2 separate regions of the Homo sapiens genome follow, and region 2 is linked to region 1. Evidence: read pairs that join two places in POLR2A ChIA-PET (ENCODE). Cell type or tissue: MCF 10A. All regions are shown on one strand. Links, peaks and the distances in the headings refer to the core of each region. The heading gives the core; the rest is flanking DNA.

Evidence for each region. ChIA-PET counts read pairs that join two places held together with the same protein. Peaks named below come from ENCODE experiments on the same cell type or tissue, not always from the same donor. Only the 100,000 strongest peaks of a DNase experiment are listed, where the experiment ranks them.
Region 2: POLR2A ChIA-PET joins it to region 1 with 7 read pairs; 2 of 35 experiments call an interaction of 5 or more read pairs at or near these places.

What each region holds. Positions count from the first base shown.
Region 1 is chr12:116,049,991-116,059,461 of GRCh38, forward strand. All of the region lies in intron 4 of MED13L (mediator complex subunit 13L), which reads right to left. Among named protein-coding and RNA genes, the nearest start is that of MIR620, 94 kb to the right of the region's middle. In MCF 10A, for the core only: no CTCF peak of the experiment used is centred there; a DNase peak (open chromatin) is centred at 4,091.
Region 2 is chr12:116,653,639-116,663,109 of GRCh38, forward strand. It overlaps LINC03088 (long intergenic non-protein coding RNA 3088), which reads left to right and starts at 7,906. Exons shown (of 2, transcript XR_007063473.1): 1 at 7,906-8,608. It overlaps LOC124903028 (a long non-coding RNA gene), which reads right to left and starts at 9,191. Exons shown (of 3, transcript XR_007063474.1): 1 at 8,502-9,191; 2 at 8,046-8,308; 3 at 3,983-5,104. RefSeq lists enhancers at 4,891-5,394, 9,130-9,471. In MCF 10A, for the core only: no CTCF peak of the experiment used is centred there; a DNase peak (open chromatin) is centred at 5,263.

The DNA of each region.
Region 1 (9,471 bases), core at 996-8,995:
TGTAGTCAAAATAAATGGAAAGTTCTTGGAAGGATCAAATATTGTGTTAAGCCTCAATTTAACAACCCAATAACACAAGGATTTTTCATTACACTGGCCTGTTAAAATGTTCTGTTAAAGCCCAAAACCATAATTTATAACTAGATTGTTCTAGGGTGCGACTCCATGGAAGTTAAAATTATGACTCTAAGAGTTGAATTAACTCTTTAGTGGAACAAAATATAGCACAGCTTTCCCAATAATGGTAACCTGGCAGATCAGGACAAGTATATACATTTAGAAAATATGTGAGCGGGCACACAAAATCTTAAAATTGAAATGATAATTTCACCAAAACTTTACTGGACATGTCTGCAGCAATATCATTTTTCTGTGTACACATGGAACAGGTATCATCAATACTAAAACTCTAGAAATAAAATGTATCTACTGAATGTGAAACTAAAAATGAACACCACTGAGACACTCTAATAACCAGTGGCAGGAAGCCAAGTTCGGCTAATAGAAAAGTTGTAAAATTAACTAAAGACTTCTCCCCCTGAATTAAAAGTACACCCTACTTAGAAGATGGTAATTCTTTTTTTTTAATTAAATGGTTACACAAGCTCTACGTATAAGTATCAAGAGTCTCTAATTTAAGTGTATAAGGAAATTTACATCCATTGGCCGGGCACGGTGGCTCATGCTTGTAATCCCAGCACTTTGGGAGGCCAAGGAGGGTGGATCACATGAGATCAAGAGTTCGCAACCAGACTAGCCAACATGGTGAAACCCCGTCTCTACTAAAAATACAAAAAAATCAGCCAGGCGTGGTGGCACATGCCAGTAATCCCAGCTGTTCAGGAGGCTGAGGTAGGAGAATTGCTTGAACCTGGGAGATGGAGCTTGCAGTGAGCCGAGATCATGCACGCCAGCCTGGGCAACAGAGTGAGACTCCATCTCAAGAAAAACAACAACAAAAAAAAAAACCCAGAAATTTACATTCTTCAAATATAAGTGCTCATTTTTCAAATATTTAACAACATATCTTTAAATGTATATTGTACAAAACTGTATGCATAATACGGAAAAATACCTAAATTAGGAAGCCCAAATTTTACAAGTCAAATCCTAAGGAAATGGGTTGTTTATAGATTATCATACATCATAAGCAATTTCCACAGCATTAAAATGTTAAAGAATATTATATAGCATTTTAATAAAACATTTTTCAAAGATAAAAATAATAGAAATGAACAGGCCAGGCATGGTGGCTCACACCGAGATCCCACCACTGCACTCCAGCCTGGATGACAGAGCGAGACTCTGTCTCAAAAATATTGATAACAATAGAAATGAATTAATATTTAACTTCAATAATTTTTAAACTAGAAATACAGTTTTATTCTCTCCATAAAGGGAGTAAATAGCCTGTGCAGTTTCCTTTTAAATCATAATTTAAAAATTCTAATTAGCCTAGACATAAACTCTGAGGAGTAAATGTTGGCTACAGATCATATGCAAACAGCAATGATAAATGGCAACCAAGTACAGGCTGAATATCCTTTATTCAAAATGCTTGGAACCAGAAGAATATCGGATTTCAAACTTCTTTCGATTTTGGAATATCTGCATACACATAATAAGATATATTGGGAATGAGACCCAAGTCTGAATATGAAATTCATTTAGGTACATTTATATTACATATAATACCTTAAGCACACAAATCCTGAAGGTAATTTTGCACAATATGTTAAATAATTTTGTCTGTGAAACAAAGTTTTGACTGTGACCCATCTCATGAAGTCAAGCATGGAATTTTCCACTTATGACATCATGTGGGCACTCAAAAAGTTACAACTTTGGAGTATTTCAGATTTTGGACTGAACAGAGATAGCCACTGAGGAGCCAAGCTGACTGATATGAATGCAAGGAATAAGATGAAACATAGCCAAATTTCCAGCATTTAAAGAGATGTTAAGAAAACACTTGCCAAAAAGCCACAATCAAATTCTAGCTTGCCCTTCATTTCTAACAGCAGCAGTGGTAGCCGACCAGTTTTGTTTTTGAAATTTAATGTTTATTATGTACTTACCTACACACATACACACACACACACACACACACACATAAAACTATATAAGAACATTCTATACAGCTAAGAAACACAAAAACAGTTTCGTAGTGTTAAATGACTTGGATAATGCAAAGGTGTCATTCAGAGGCAAGGATTCGAATTCAAAGCCAGGAGTGACCCATGTTTTGTTAGCTCAAAGACATGACCTTACACACAGGATAGAGAAACAGAAAGGTCAGACTAAAGGGATGATTAAAGTCATTAGAAAATACAAAGGATGTGAGGGAGTGTTGCTGAGTCCTGTATTACAAGAAGTGGGTCTCTCGCTAGGTCAAAATCTCAATTTTGCCTTTAGGAATTTATTTGGTTCTGCAGGAGATAGAACCTAAAAGCATTAACTAATGAGAAAATTGCTCTAATATTTTACTGAACTATACTGTAGAAATTAATTCTTCATAACCCATTGAGAAAAATGTCTTGGTGCCATCCTAAAAGGGTGTTAAATCCATTGTGATCTTTGTGGGGGAAAAGTTGGAAAGCATCATTCACTCTTAAATGTCAGTTAGTTAAGAACAAAAATCACTAATCATGTGTTAAGATTCTGGTTTGCATTACACCATTTTGACAAATTAGCCATCCCAATCTTGCTTTGCTTAGGCTAATAGCACAAACTGCTTATATCCTCAGTCTCTGAGACAGACCCAGAGACTGGGAAGAGGAAGCAGGGGAACAGGGTGCTGGGTGCCTAGAAGATGCTAACCAGGTATGAAAAATTAACAAGGAAGAATTTACAAGAATAATCCATACATTAATTATGGAGTGTTTAATGTATTTTGATTAAATGAGAAAGTCAAATGCATTTCAGTAAAACTGATGGGCAACATATTAATAGTAAGTCATGTAAGGCAAGCATCATCATTAACGTCTTAAAAAGCACTGAATAAGCCTAAGACATTTTCTAGAAAATAAAATATATAATCCATTATTCCATTTATTATGCAAATATCTGTCTTTCTGAAAGATTTACGGAAAACATTTTCTCCATGTGTCATGCACTATGTAAGAAAGCAAGAAAACCACAGCACTAATTATAGTTTCTTATTAAAAAGTAAAAAATTCCTTTTTATTCAATGACTTCTAAATTATTGCACAGATACAAGTGATTAGGGAGTTAAAAACATGAGTAAAACATAAAACATAATCCCTATCCTTAAGGAATTTATACTCTTCTAGAAGAAAAAGTAAAATATGACCATAAATAAGTATAATCGAAGGTATACATAAATACCAGAAGAAAAGCTTAGGTCTGTAAAATTTAGGAAGACATTATTCTGGCTGAGAGAATCAAGAGGCACTGTGGAGGAGTTAGGACTAAAGTTGGGCCTGAAGGACTTTTAGGATTCGGATAATATGAGACTGGATGCTTAGAAAGGAAGGCTATCCAGGAAAGGAAATACTAAGAGTTATTAATATTTGAGTGTTTACTTTGCCAGGCAGTATTCTAAGTGTTTTAAATATATCCTTAATTCTCACAACAACTCTAAGGTAGGCATTAAATTATTACCCCTACTTTGAAGCAGAAGGGAGGAAGGGGAGGGAGCTAAAGTCACTTGCCTAAGGTCATATAACTTGGAAGGGGCAAAGTCATACTTTAGATCTGACTAATCAAAGATTCTACACTCTCAAAGCTCTGAACTTTACAACCTTAACTGAAATGGCATGATAAAAACTGGTTATAGTTCAGTAACCATTAGCAAAAGGCTTTCACCTTAAATCAGCTCATTTTAGCTCTTTTTACCTCTATAAAGCTCATTAGAGGTATGCTAGTATCCCCATTTTAGATGACACCACAAGCTCAAGGAGTTAAAGTAACTTCCCCAGGGTCACAGAGGCAAAGGTCCAGCTGATAATCAAACCTCGGCTTTGGCCTACAAGTCCAGTGTTTCATCACATCTACTTTACATTAGAAAGGCTGCTTACAAATTGTCTGCCAGCCGTGAAGTCCAAGACTTATGCAATGATGCCCCATTGTCCAGCAAGTTCCCCATGCTCACTGCTCTGCTCCACGTCAACACAAAGGGAATTCTGCCAAAGATTTCATTTGAAAAACAGTTCTACTACTTAGAGTAATTTAACAACTATTACACACACACACACACACAAACACACACACACACACACACGTACGTCTTACCCTCATTTCCTCCTGCATTTTCTCATGTTCTATACTCTGGTATCCAAATCCCACTCCAGAAAATATCATATCCCACACATCATGTCTTTCTCTTGGTTTAATATGTGTAATACCTTGATTAAAACCAAAATATATTCAGAATAAAAACCGAGTAACAATCATGTAACAATCAGTGAGAACTCTGCCAAAGTTTCCCACCACTCTACCTGTATACCTTCTTTGAGTACCTACTATTTAGAACTCCAAGAGTACAACTTAAGCATGTTAAGTACTTTTCTTTTGCACATGACTCTATAATAGCCTTACTTTCAAGCATAATCAGAAAAGAATAGCTTTCATGTAAACATTAATAACTAGATACTTAACGGTAATGACTCCTACTGTCCAGCTGAAATCCTATTTAAGTGATACAATCATCAGTAAAAAGCTCAAGGGCACCAGAATGATTAAAAGAAAAGACAATTCCAAGTGCGGACAGGACACACAACAACTTTCATATACAGCTGGTGAGAATCTAAGTTGGTACAGCCAGTTTGGAAAATTGCTTGGCAGTATCTATTAAAGCTGAACATGTGCCTGCTACTCTGTGTTTCAATATTCCACTCCTAGGTATATACCCAATAGAAAATATGTGCCAGAATGTTCTTAGCAGGATTATTCATAATAGCCCCAAAGTAATAATAAATCAATGTCAACCCACAGAATACATAAATTGTGGTATATTAACATGCAAGGGATTAAATAAAAATAAAAACAAACTGCAACTATACATAAGACAAATGGATTTCAGAAATTTAACACTGAGAGAAATAAGATACAAAACTCAGCATAAAGTATACGCTATTAACTAAATAAAGTTTAAAACTCTGTAAAATTGATCTACAGTGGTATTGAAATAGTGATCCCTTTGAGGGGGAAATGACTAAAAAGAGGCATAAGGGGTGCTTCTAAGAAGTTGGTAATATTGTTTCTTGATCTGAATGCTAGAAATAAGGATGTATACACCTTATAAAAGTTGATAAAGCTAAACACTTATGATGTACAAACATCTTAATTGTATATTTCAATAAAAAGATTTAAAAAATAATTCCAATAGAATGTTTTCAGAAAGTTCATTGCAAGTCGGATAATTAAAATAGGTGCAACTCAGAAGAAAAAGCATATTAACATGTAAACTTTCGATCCCTACTTTCAGAGATATAGAGGAGTCAAAGCACATTCACAAGAGAAGTTAGTTCTTTAAATGGTACACAATCCCTCCTATGAAGACCAAGATTTTAACAATGGTTTCACAACCGGCCTTTCCAAGAAGAGTTACAGAACTAATGCATTTCATAGCTGGGAAGGCCTTTAGAAAATGCCATGACCGGCCAGGTGCAGTGGCTCACACCTGTAATCCCAGCACTTTGGGAGGCTGAGGTGGGTGGATCACCTGAGGTCGGGAGTTCAAGACCAGCCTAGCCAACATAGTGAAACCCTGTCTCTACAAAACTACAAAAATTAGCCGGGCTTGATAGCGGGTGCCTGTAATCCCAGCTACTGGGGAGGCTGGAGGCACGAGAATCGCTTGAACCCAGGAGGCGGAGGTTGCAGTGAGCCAAGATTGTGCCATTGGACTCCAGCCTGGGCGACAGTGAGACTCCCCGTCTCCAAAAAAAAAAACAAAAAGAGAAAATGCCATGCATGACAACACCAAAATGAGCTTAGTTACTGACTTTAATAAGATTCACTAAACATCCAGGATGATATCCATAAGCTCCACGAGCAGACAACCACAGTACATAAGCAGAAGAGGATTAAAAGCCAAGATTTCATGGGTGGTTTAGTAAGCTGCTGGCAGCCCAAAGGTAAGTTTGTTAGGGTAGGACCCTCACCACAACACTAGCCACATTCTGAGTGATACAGGAAGCAACAAACTACAGCAATTACAAGCAAGAGTGTACAATCTGGCTTTAGTACACCACAACGACTAAAATTTTTGTCCTAATAATGTATGCATTTTCTAATAATTTATGAAGTTTCTTTTCTTGTTTTTTGTTTGTTTTTTTTTTGAGACAAAGTCTTACTCTTTCAGTCAGGCTAGAGTGCAGTGGCACAATCACGGCTCACTGCAGCCTCAACCTCCTGGGCTCAGGTGATTCTCAGCCTCCTATGTAGCTGGGACCTCAGGCACAGAGTTTTGTCATGTTGCCCAGGCTGATCTTGAACTCCTGGGCTCAAGCAATCTGTCCAGCTCTGAATTCCCAAAAGTGCTGGGATTACAGGCATGAGCCACTGTGCCTGGCCTGATTTATGAATAAAATTTCTTTATTCATAATAGCTGTCTACATTTGTAGGACCTTAGTTAAGACATGATTAAGTACTAGAATTAGTTCCAACTACTGCTGGTGATAAACTCACCATCTACCTTCACTTGTTTTCTCTTAATTCTCCAAGAAGTAATCAGGTGAATAAAGAATCATCATCAGATAATATTCTCCAAGATTCTTTAAGAAATTAATTTTTATCTACTCTTAAATGATTGCACAATTATAGGATAGAAATTACTATCTTGTGCTCTAATTCAAATTGCTCTTAATGATCCTAGAGAGAAATGAATTACTAGAGATAAAAGATAAATTTTGCTGTGGTTTGTGATCTTTGTTTCTTTCCTTAAAACTTAACAGACCTCTTTGTCTACCTCAAAAGATTTACTAAAATACAGAATATACTTCAGTTACTTAACACATACTTGGTTATTGTATTTTCTCCAAACTGACATAAGATCCTAAATCATTCTGGTAAAAGAATAAAAATGGTCTCTTTCTCTCATAAGATTTAAATGTATCACTGCGTCAGACAAGGTTAAATCAGAAGCCGAATCCCTGAAGAAAGCTAGTAGAGTCATTTAACAGAAAATGAAGTTGGCTAACACCTGAAGGAATAATTGTAGTAGAGTATTCCAAGTAGCTCGAACACAAGCCCATAAAATAAAGTCCTGTGAGGCAGACAGGAGTCCCAAAGAAACTGCAATTAATAATCCTCCTGGAACAGCAGAAGCACATTCCACATGAAAAGGTACAAAAAGGATAACAAAAAGATCAGCAGTAAGCCAGAGCGAAAATACCAAATTTCCAGCAACCAAACTGCAAAACTCTATCTAGCGTATTAGTTATTTTCTTCAGGGGTAGAACTAATTAGCTGCATTATGGGTGGTTCAGTATCCATATGATATCCACAGTTGGGTACCCTCTGACTGACTGATGGCAGAATATTCTGTCATCAGCACTCAGGTTCCAGAGAGAACTTTCTAGGCAATGGTCTAATAAATAAAGACGTAATGTTTTGTTTATGAGATGCTGTGACTCATCGCCTACTAGATAATCTTAATCTACCCCAAACTTAGACTAATGGTCATTATTATGGTCTCTGAAACAGTTTAGACATGGAGATAGACAGCCCTAAAGTCTATTTCCATACCATTACTTCCATCTGGCAAAATTTGATGGTTTCCTTCACTTACTAAAGTTGATTCTCAGAGGTCAAAAAATGTGCTCAGATATTCAAAAACTTGGTATTCAAAATGCCTAAATTTGGTAAAGAGACTTAGGATTATTACTATTTTTTTTATTTCTGGTGCTTACAAAATAAAGTCTTATTTTAAATCATTGAGCTATCTAGTTAGTTTATAAATAGAATTCAGGTGGTTCAAAATACATTATTTCATTTAAAATTTTAGGATCCAACGTGTTATGTACTGAGACAGCTTTATCATTTAGTCAAGGATTAAATCACGAAAAATTCATTTACTTATTTCTGGCAAGATGTATAACAGAAAACTCTTTAAATCTTTTAAATTACTGGAAGGATTCAACTATAGACAATCAAAAGACATCAAACATACTTTCTTCCTGAGGAAGAAAAGGAATCTGCTAGCAAACTTACAGTGAAAAGTGACCATGATTTACTGTTTAAAAGTTCTAAATGAAATGCATCAGACTGAAAATCAGGATAAGGTTTGCCATTCCTTTTAAGGCACACATCCTTCTAAGCTCATGTGATTTCCTACTTTATGTAGTAAAGAAGGACACAAACAATATGCTTCCATGTGTTTATTTCAACCTAAGCAATATTCAACTTCAAAAACTCAAAAATACTGTTTTCCCCATATATTCTGAAGGTGCCTTTGTAATTACTGTACTGATGAGTCTGTATACATACATAAATTAAAATAAATGTTGAGATCCTAAGTAAAAAATAGCTTACACTATAGCATAAACTGGCAATAAAACCTATCATTTTGTAATCTCTATCTTTATCCATAATGGAAAATAAACAAATCTATGACCTTAACCATTTATATGACCTCCCACAATACGTTTTTGAAGATCATCAAAAGATGCAATAAGAGACCTTTCTTGCAGAGATAAGTTGCTAATCTTAATAAGTGTTCCCAGAAAGAGAATACCAGTCAATGGGGAAAGCTGAATTAAAAATAGTCTAGCCAACTGTAAAACAACAACAGCATAGTAGAGTAGACGGTGGTTTATGGACTTCTATATTTAGCATTACATTATCATATTCTCCAACCCCACTCAAGTAGTATTCTAAAACATTAGTGTTTCATGCCTTTTTGCAGACTGACTCACGACTATATATGTAAAATATGAATATGTTAATTAGAGGTCAAAATATGGTACAAGTATATGTACACTTTACTAATAAAGCAATAAGATACTGTGCTTAAGAAAAACACATAAAAAAAGGTTTCCATTTATACATTGATATGTAATAGATTTAATGGAATGAAAGTTTACATCTGTACATCAAGTCTGCTTAAACACATTTTTCTTTTTTTTGTTAAGACAGGGTCTCGCTCTGTCACCCAGGATGGCGTGCAGTCACGCGATCATGGCTCACTGCAGCCTCAACTTCCCAGACTCAAGCAATCCTCCCACCTGAGCCTCCCAAGTGGTTGGGACTACAGGCATGTGCCAACCCACCCAGCTAATTGTTTGTAGAGATGGGGTCTCATTGTGTTGCTCAGGCTGGTCTTGAACTCCTGGGCTCAAGCCATCCTCCTGCCTAGGCCTCCCAAAGTTTTGAGATTACAGGCATGAGCCACCATGCCTGGCCTGCTTAAACAAGCTTGATTTCACTGTCAATAACCCTCCAGTAAAAAATTATACCGTACTTTTTTTTTTTTTTTTGGTGAGGAGTTTCCCTCTTACCACCTTG
Region 2 (9,471 bases), core at 903-8,902, 600 kb after region 1:
GCTACTTGGGTGGGGACACAGCTAAACCACACCATATATTTTTTTTAATGGATAAAAGCTTGGAAAAGACAAATAAGACATATGGATGGCCAATAAGCACATTTAAAAGTGTTCAACAATTGTCACCAAGGAAATGTAAATAATAACCACAATGAGATACCACCACACACCCATTAGAATGGCTAAAATTAAAAAGACTAACATGTATTGCCTAGGATGTAAAGCAACTGGAACTCTCCTACATTGTTAGTGGAAATGTAAAAATGATACAACCACTTTGGCAAAAGATCTGGCAGTTTCGTTTTTTCTTTTCTTTTCTTTCTTTCTTTTTTTTTTTTTTTTTTTTTTGAGACTGGGTCTCACTCTGTTGCCTAGACTGGAGTGCAGTGGCATGATCATAGCTCACTGCAGACTCAACCTCCTGGGATCAAGCAATCCTCCTGCCTCAGCCTCCCAAGTAGCTAGTACTACAGGCACATGCCACCACTCTGGGCTAATTTTTGTATTTTTTTATAGAGACAGGATCTCACTATGTTGCCCAGGCTAGACTTAAACTCCTAGGCTCAAGCAATCCTCCCACCTCGGCCTCCCAAAGTGCTGAGATTACAGGCATGAGCCACTGTGCCCAGCCTGACAGTTTCTTACGAAGGAAATATACACCTACCATACAATCCAGTTACACTTAGATATTTACCCAAGAAAAATGAAAACATATGTTCACATAAAGACTTATACACAAATGTTTATAACAGCTTTAGTCATGATATTCAAAACCTGGAAACAACCCAAATGTCCATCAGTAAGTGAATGGATAAACAAATTGTAGAATACTACTCAACAGTAAAAGCGAACAAACTACTGACACACGAAACAACACAGATGAACCTTAAAAACCAGTGAAAGAAGGCAGACACAGGAATATATACTGTATGACTCCACTCTATGACATTTTAGAAAATACAAAACTAGAGTGACAGAGAGCAGATCAGCGGTTGCCTGAGGTCGGGAGTGAAAGGGAGATTGACTTTAAAGGAACTTGAAGGAATTCTGGGGGGTAATAGAAGTATTCTATACCTGGCCGGGCACAGTGGTTCATGCCTGTAATCCCAGCACTTTGGGAGGCCGAGGAAGGTGGATCACTTGAGGTCAGGAGTTTGAGACCAGCCTGGCCAACATGGTGAAACCCCGTCTCTACTAAAAATACAAAAATTAGCCGGGTGTGGTGGTGAATGCCTGTAATCCCAGCTACTCAGGAGGCTGAAGCAGGAGAATTGCTTGAATCTGGGAGGCGGAGGCTGCAGTGAGCCAAGATCATGCCACTGCACTCCAGCCTGGGCAACAGAGCAAGACTCCACCTCAAAAAACAAGAAAAAAGAAATAAAATAAATAAATAAATAAATATTCTATATCTTAATTGCAGTGATGGTTCCTTGAATGTATACACTTGTCAAAACATCAAATCAAACACTTAAAATGGATGCAGCTTATCCCACGTAAATTATATCTCAAAGCTGACTAGAAGAATAATGAAGGCAGGGGCAAAGTTTTTTATATTATTGGAGGTTTGGCTGGGTGGCGGCTTGAGTCTCTCTCCTTTTGAGCAGGTCATGTTATCCAGGTGTTCTGTTGACATGCAGCTAGGGAACAGGATTCCAAGTTTTCCTTTGCTGACTTATGTGTATGTCATCCCAGCACTCAGTAAATGATGGCACTAAAAGGTTTGAGATCAATTCTCATCTTGTGTGCTCTGCGGCAGGAAACCCTGATTGTGATTCGAGACGTTCTCTCTCTGTCGGCCTCTCTTTCAAAACGCAGAGAGACTGAAACATTTGTCATTGGCCTGAAAGAGAGAGGCTGGTTTTGGTAAGCGCCAGCCTGAACCAACAGCCAGTTAGCACAGTCTTTGATTGGGAAGGGTTGAGACACAGGGCTCCTCCTTGCCTATCTTCAAATGCGGAGAAGCTCTAGTGGGTTTGCCTGGACCCAGGGCAGGGAACCTGATGGATTCCCAGCCACCTAAGCTGAGCTCATAGGGCCAGAAGGAAACTTGAGAGCCACAGAGAGCTTCATCCCTCCTCTCATGTGATCAGAACCATCTCCATCTGCATGAGGCAGGTGGAGATGATAGGGGAGGAGGACTCCTTGGGAAACCAACTGCCAGGTTGACAGTCAGCAACTGCCTGAGGTGTCAAAGGAGCAATGGCTAATCTAAAGCCAGAGATGTGGGACATCTGCAGTCAGTGTCAATGCCCTTGTCTCTCTGGGGCCCAGGAAGCAACTGCATGAAGGTGCAGATGACCCTGCTACCCTGGAACTGGTGACTGAAATAAGGGGCAAGTTGACCCAGTGAAGCAAAGGGATGGGGGAGACTGTGGAGATTTTTTTTTTTTTTTTTGAGACAGAGTCTCCCTCTGTCACCCAGGCTGGAGTACAGTGGCATGATCTCAGCTCACCACAACCTCTGCCTCTCAGGTTCAAGTGATTCTCATGCCTCAGCCTCCCCAGTAGCTGGGATCACAGACATGTGCCACCAGGCCCAGCTAATATTTTTATTTTTAGTACAGACGGGATTTCGCCAGGCTGGTCTTGAACTCGTGACCTCAAGTAATCCGCTCTCCTCAGCCTCCCCAAATGCTGGGATTATAGGCATGAACCACTGCACCTGGCCAAGGCCATGGAGATTCTGCCCTGGCCATCTAAGTGGTCTGTCCACCTCCCCCATTATCCCACGCCTCTCAGTTCCTACGCAAGATGCAAAACATCTGGAAAAATGGACTGTATCCATTCCTCTCTTCCAAACTCCTCACTGGCCTTGATGTGCATTTAGGATAAAATCCAGACTCCGAAGCCCCCTGCATAAAATAATCCCTTAGGATGCTTGCTCATCAGGCAGATTCCAAGCTCCTGCGCCAAGATGCTGATTCAGCAAGGCTGAGATGGACCCAAGCATCTGCAATTGCAACAACCCCCTGCGGGAATCCTGATGCAGGCCACCCATGAAACTTCTTTTGGAAATTCTGTCCTCCAGATTTGACCTCTAATGCCTCTTCTCTCATCTGGTCCTGCTTGCTCTCCCCTGGTGCACGATCTCCTGTTGCAGAGCCCAGAAAGGGCCGGGTACAGGCTTTAGCCATCAGCCCCGATCTCCGACATCCCTCACACCCATTCTTTGATGTAGACAATTCTCATTTCCTCAAAGTCACATAAAGTGCTGTTTTAAACTTAACTTCAAGTCAAATAATCCATTTTCTGTATTACTGATATAGAACATTCTGGAGCTACCAGCATTCTTTCCTATATCAAAAGTTTCCAGTGGCCTGTATTTTTCTTCCTAGAACGTCAACCTTTGCCCCAAATGTACCCCCACCCCATTCTTGGAGTGATTCATGTCAAGTGTTTAGCTCCCTACTAGACTGAAATCTGTCTGAGGGCAAGAGCTCGTTTCTTCTCTGCTGTATACAAAGAGCTGAGCATATTGCCTGGAATATAATTAAGGCTTAATAAATATTTGTCACATGAACATGAAAAAGCAGGCAATTTCTGGATGACCTTCAAGTAAATAAAGTCAGTCTGAGATGCGGGAGGTCTCCACGGCAGGTAGCAAAAGGAAGACTAAGAAAAGTGAACGGTGAACGGAGCTGAACAGTGACCACCCTGTGATGTTCCCAGCTGAGGGTGAACACTAATGAACACTTGCAAATGGCCCCAGGGCTCTTCCAGACCTTTGAAATCCTAGGCCAGAGGTCATCTCTCGGCTCTGATTCAGAGACCACCTGCCACTGCGCAGCCCTGGGATTCCACTGCTCACCCCAACTGCAGAGGCCTGACTCCTCCCTTACCCCCTCCTCCGACTCCTCATAAACCAGGTTCAACTCACCTTAAAATCAGTTTCCTCATTTGTCTTTTTAAGGACTACTAAAATCCTTAAAGAGACGTTCTGATGAGCTTATTCTCTTTGACTTAAGAGTACAGAGATGTTTGGTCATTTTAAGGATTCCTCCTTTATTTTACTAAAAGTTTTGTCTTCACCCCTCTCCAGCCCCCAGCAAATATTCTGAGACCTCTGAGACCCCTGGACTCCTCCTAGGAGGGGCATAGCTTTAGGAGGTTGTGAACCCCTTAAAACTGTATCTGATCTTTTGTGTGTATATTCATGGCTTCCTATCCTATTTTAAAAGATTGAAAATCACCGCATAGTAAAAGCAACACTGTCTTTTTAACGAAAATGTCTGTGTTTAAATCCCAGCTCTACACCTGTCGATTGAAGTAACCGGGGGCAGACCATTTAAGTCATGTGAAAGCTCTGTAGATGGCTGTCATGGGATCTTACTAAATTGTCTGCATGAAAGCCCTTGTAGGCTACAAAGCATGGAATTCCAGTATGTTCTCTCTCAAGAACCTCAGCCAGGGGCCCCTAGACAATCACATTTGCTCTTTTCACCTTCCCCATCACTGCATAAGGTCTGCGCAAGTGATTCCCATTCTACACATGCGAACACTGAGGCCAAGGTAGGTGATTGAGTGTCCCTGAGGTCACAGGATCAATGACTGAAAGAAGCTGAACCTTGAAGGTAGAAAGGAGGGGAATTAAAAGAAGAAAAATAAAAACAAGAAACAAAATCATGCTTCTTTGTTGTCCTTCTGGAACTCAGACTCTGAGTGAGTTAGGTGGAGTTCTGGAATGTTTTGCAAGACGAAGATAGCTTTCCCATTCTGTCGCGTTCTTGCTCTCCTCTGACGCCCACCTGCTTGTTGCTTTCTGCTGGTGTCTCACCTTCTGCAGGCGAGGAGCGCATGAGAGTCGGGCTGGGTGAAACCGGGGCTCCATCTGCCTGCGTGCTTTCTGGGGATGTCTGAAGGTAACTTTGTGCTGGCGCCCCTTGCCAGGAAGCTGAGAAGCCTTCTGCAGCGCCACCCGGCTCCCATCCCCTCTCCGCGGAATAAGCTGGTACCAAAGCCAGCCCCTGGTGCCGCTCAACCAGATGGCAGGGGAAGCAAAACAAAAGTGACCTTGTTAGCAGAATGTGTCTTCCCCGGGAGAAGCTATTTTTGTTGTGGTTGTGAACTGAAGTCGTCTCAGCTGAATTCTCCTTCCCTGCGAGGGCTGTGGAATGTTAATTTGTTCCAAAGTTCAGTATTTTGATTAGAACCAGGAGTGCCAGATTTTGTCAGAAACATTTTGGAATGGGGTAGGCTCACACACACTCTCTCTCTCTTTCTCTCTCACTCTCTCTCTTGGCCGCTGTACAAAGTAAATGTTGTTGCAGCAGCTGCCCTGGGGGAACAGCCCATTGCAAATCGGAGCCGGGGGTGAACCGGCTCCTCCCTGTTGCCGTGACCTTATTGCCATAGAGGCACCCAGACTAGGGACAAAAGTGGAGACACCCTTTCAATTGGAGAGAACAAAGAGCCCAGCACAGAACCTGGAACGGAGGGGTCCTCAGGAAACACGTGTGAGCTGAAAAAAAGAATGAAGCCAGGCGCGGTGGCTCACGCCTGTAAACCCAGCACTTTGGGAGGCCAAGGCAGGTGGATCACAAGGTCAGGAGTTCAAGACCAGCCTGGCCAAGATGGTGAGACCTCGTCTCTACTAAAAATACAAAATTAGCCGGGCCTGGTGGCGGGCGCTTGTAATCCCAGCTATTTGGGAGGCTGAGGCAGAGAATTGCTTGAACCCGGGAGGCAGAGGTTGCAGTAAGCCGAGATTGCACCATTTCACTCCAGCCTGGGTGGCAGAGCAAGACTCCATCTCAAAAAAAAAAAAAAAAAAAAAAAAGAAAGAAAAGAATGAACTTCCCCCAAGATGTAGCGCTCAGAGTTTCTGCAACCCAGAGGTCATGTCCAAAGGGAATTATCAGAGTTCTAGATTCTGAGAACTCTATTTCTCTTTTTTCTTTTCTTTTTTAACATTGTAATTTACTTTTTTTTTTTTTTTTTTTTAGGGACAGGGTCTCCCTGTATCACCCAGGCTTGAGCGCAGTGGCATGCTCACAGCTCACTGCAGCCTCAAACTCCTGGGCTCCAGTGATCCTCCGTCCTCAGCCTCCTGAGTAAAGGGGACTACAGGCATGCATCGCCATGCCTGGCTAAATTTTTTTATTTTTTGTAGAAATGAGGTCTTGCTCTGTTGTCCTGGCTGATCTCAAACTCCTGGCCTCAAACAATCCTCCTGCTTTGACCTCCTTTGGATTACAGGTGTGAGCCATGGCACCCAGCCTGGTTCTCTTTTTCTGACCGCTTCTCTCTCTCAATGAGTTATTAAGCCAAGTCATGCATGACTATTTTCTGAATCACAAAACGAACACAGATAAGATGAAAGTGCCTCTGATCTCTACTCCAATCCTAGCCCTCTGGTCCTTCTCAGAGGTAATCAGATGCCAATGCCACACCACAGCCTCACCAGAGCTTGATAACATCAAACCTATCATTTGTTGTCGGTCTGGTGGGTGAAAAGTGTTTTTTGTTGTCTTCTTTTGTAGCATAGTATAGTAGTTAGGAGTATGGAATTTGAATGCGGGTTGCCTGGGGTCTAATCCTGGCCCTGGAGTAGCCAGAGGAGGAGCAACTGTGTGGACAACTGAACCTGGCTGAAAGTCAGCTTCGCGGTGTCTGGACCAGGAATGATGGCAGAAGTTATGTTCCAGGGTGGTCGTGAGGATCGCTGCATGAACTAGAGCGTGCTAAGTGCTCAGAGCAGGCTGGCCGGCACAAGCGTTCTGCAGGGGTTTGTTTTTATCATTGCCGCTATCATTTCCCCAATCACTTAGGACTCTGGGCACCCCCACCCCCCACCTTCACTTTCAGTTCAGTGTTGACAGTTTCCCACGTTTCCCAGTCTCCCAGCACTAAGGCTGGGAAATAACCGGGAAGCAGTGAATTCCTGGTTCTGTTTCTGCCTCTTACAGTGAGAGGTGACAGCGTACTGGCAGCCCTGCAGCCCTTGCTCGCTCTCGGCGCCTCCTCGGCCTTGGCGCCCACTTTGGCCGCACTTGAGGAGCCCTTCAGCCCGCCGCTGCACTGTAGGAGCCCCTTTCTGGGCTGGCCAAGGCCGGAGCCGGCTCCCTCAGCTTGCAGGGAGGTGTGGAGGGAGAGACGCAGGTGGGAACCTGGGCTGCGCGCGGTGCTTGCGGGCCAGCGCGAGTTCCGGGTGGGCGCGGGCTCGGCAGTCCCCGCACTCGGAGCCGCCGGCCAGCCTGCAAGCCCCGGGCAGTGAGGGGCTTAGCACCTGGGCCAGCAGCTGCTGTGTTCGACTACTCGCCATGCCTTAGCTGCCTCCCCGCGGGGCAGGGCTCGGGACCTGCAGCCCGCCATGCCTGAGCCTCCCCTCCCGGCCGTGGGCTCCTGCGCAGCCCGAGCCTCCCCGACGAGCGCTGCCCCCTGCTCCACGGGGCCCAGTCCCATCGACCACCCAAGGGCTGAGGAGTGTGGGCACACGGCGCAGGACTGGCAAGCAGCTCCACCTGCGGCCCAGTACGGGATCCACTGGGTGAAGCCAACTGGGCTCCTGAGTCTGGTGGGGACTTGGAGAACCTTTATGTCTAGCTAAGGGATTGTAAATACACCAATCGGCACTCTGTATCCAGCTCAAGGTTTGTAAACACAACAGTCAGCACTCTGTGTCTAGCTCAGGGTTTGTGAATGCACCAATCGACACTCTGTATCTAGTTACTCTGGTGGGGACTTGGAGAACCTTTGTGTCCACACTCTGTATCTAGCTAATCTAGTGGGGACGTGAACTTTTGCGTCTAGCTCAGGGATTGTAAACGCACCAATCAGCACCCTGTCAAAACGGACCAATCAGCTCTCTGTAAAACAGACCAATTGGCTCTCTGTAAAGTGGACCAGTCAGCAGGATGTGGGTAGGGCCAGACAAGAGAATAAAAGCAGGCTGCCGGAGCTGGCAGTAGCAATTGGCTGGGGTGTTTTTCCGCTCTGTGGGAGATTTGTTCTTTCGCTTTTTGGGTCCACGCTGCGTTTGTGAGCTGTAACACCGTGAAGGTCTGCAGCTTCACTCCTGAAGTCAGGCGAGAAGACTACGAACCCACCTGGAGGAACGAACAACTCCAGACTCGCCGCATTAAGAGCGGTAACACCGCGAAGGTCTGCAGCTTCACTCCTGAGCCAGCGAGATCACGAACCCACCGGAAGGCTGTAACATATCTGAACATCAGAAGGAACAAACTCCGGACAGGCCGCCTTCAGGAACTGTAACACTCACCGCGAGGGTCCGTAGCTTCATTCTTGAAGTCAGTGAGACCAAGAGCCCACCAATTCCGGACACAACAGGACACACTGCGGCTTCTCCTGGCTTTTTCAAAGTTCAGCCCAAGAGGAAGAGAGACCTAATTAATACCCAGGAGATGGTGGTGTTTATTTTTTCCAGCTGGGACAACTAAGGCCCCGAGAGGAGAAAGGGACTATCCGGGGTACAGAGGCCACTGAGTCAGAGCTAGGACCAACATATCACCAGCTCTCCCTCTTCAGCGCAGACCCCAACTCACCAGCGGTGGCTTCCTGAAGAGCTGGGTTAAGGAGGATTCTGAGGTGCAGCAGAGCTCGCTAAGAGGCTGACGGGTAAGGGGTGCTGCGCTGTGAGCACAGGAGCCAGGTGGGTGTTGCCTGCCATCCCCTCTACCTCTCCCTCTTCTCTCTGCCACCTCGGTTTTTCTCCATCCTTTCACTCACCCCCGACCCGCCATTGTTTCACCTGCCTGGAAATGGCACCCTTCGTTGAGAGTAAGGATAGGGCCTCTGCTGTGCCCAGGCCACGTTTCTGGGCCTCTTTTTTCCTCTCCCAGGTCTGAAGGGGCCTCAGTTTGGGGTTCTTAAGGGCCCAGAGACCTGTGAACAGTTGCTCCCTCCCCTACTTAGTGGCCCACGTGGAACTCAAGAGTATCCCGCTCCGTGGCTGTTCAGAAATGCAGCAGCACAGCCCCCAGGCAGCAATCGTTCAGGAGCGCTGGGAAGCCCACAGCCAGCCTGAGCCCTCCGAGATGCCTCTAGACTCTGGGCCCGGGATCAATACTTGGGAGGGGGAGAGCAGATGTGAATGCGATGCGGGCACACGCACAGCGTGCTGCTGGAGGCCCAGCTCAGAGGAGCTGGGCCAGCCTCCCCCGCCCTCTCCTTTCTCCTTGCCTTGCGGGGGCCAAGAGGGCTGTGGAGGGCTCTGCTGGAGTCTGCCATCTGCTGCTGAAAACATCTGCGCTTGCTGCCTTCCACGCAGACGAGCTGTCCGTCCTTCCTCCTCCCCCTCTTCCGCCAAGGCTATTCAGACGGGCGTGCAGGCTGCGGGCAGAGGTCAGGAAGCTCCCCGGCCTGTCCAGGCACGAGACAGCAGGCACTGCCTCTTTGGTACCTAGGCAGCTGTGTCTGCGAGTCCCTGGCTCTCTCCCAGGTGCCCTGCTTTAAGAAAATCCAATAGGAACAAAGTCCTGTTTGCAAAGTGGACACCTGCGGGCAATGTATGTC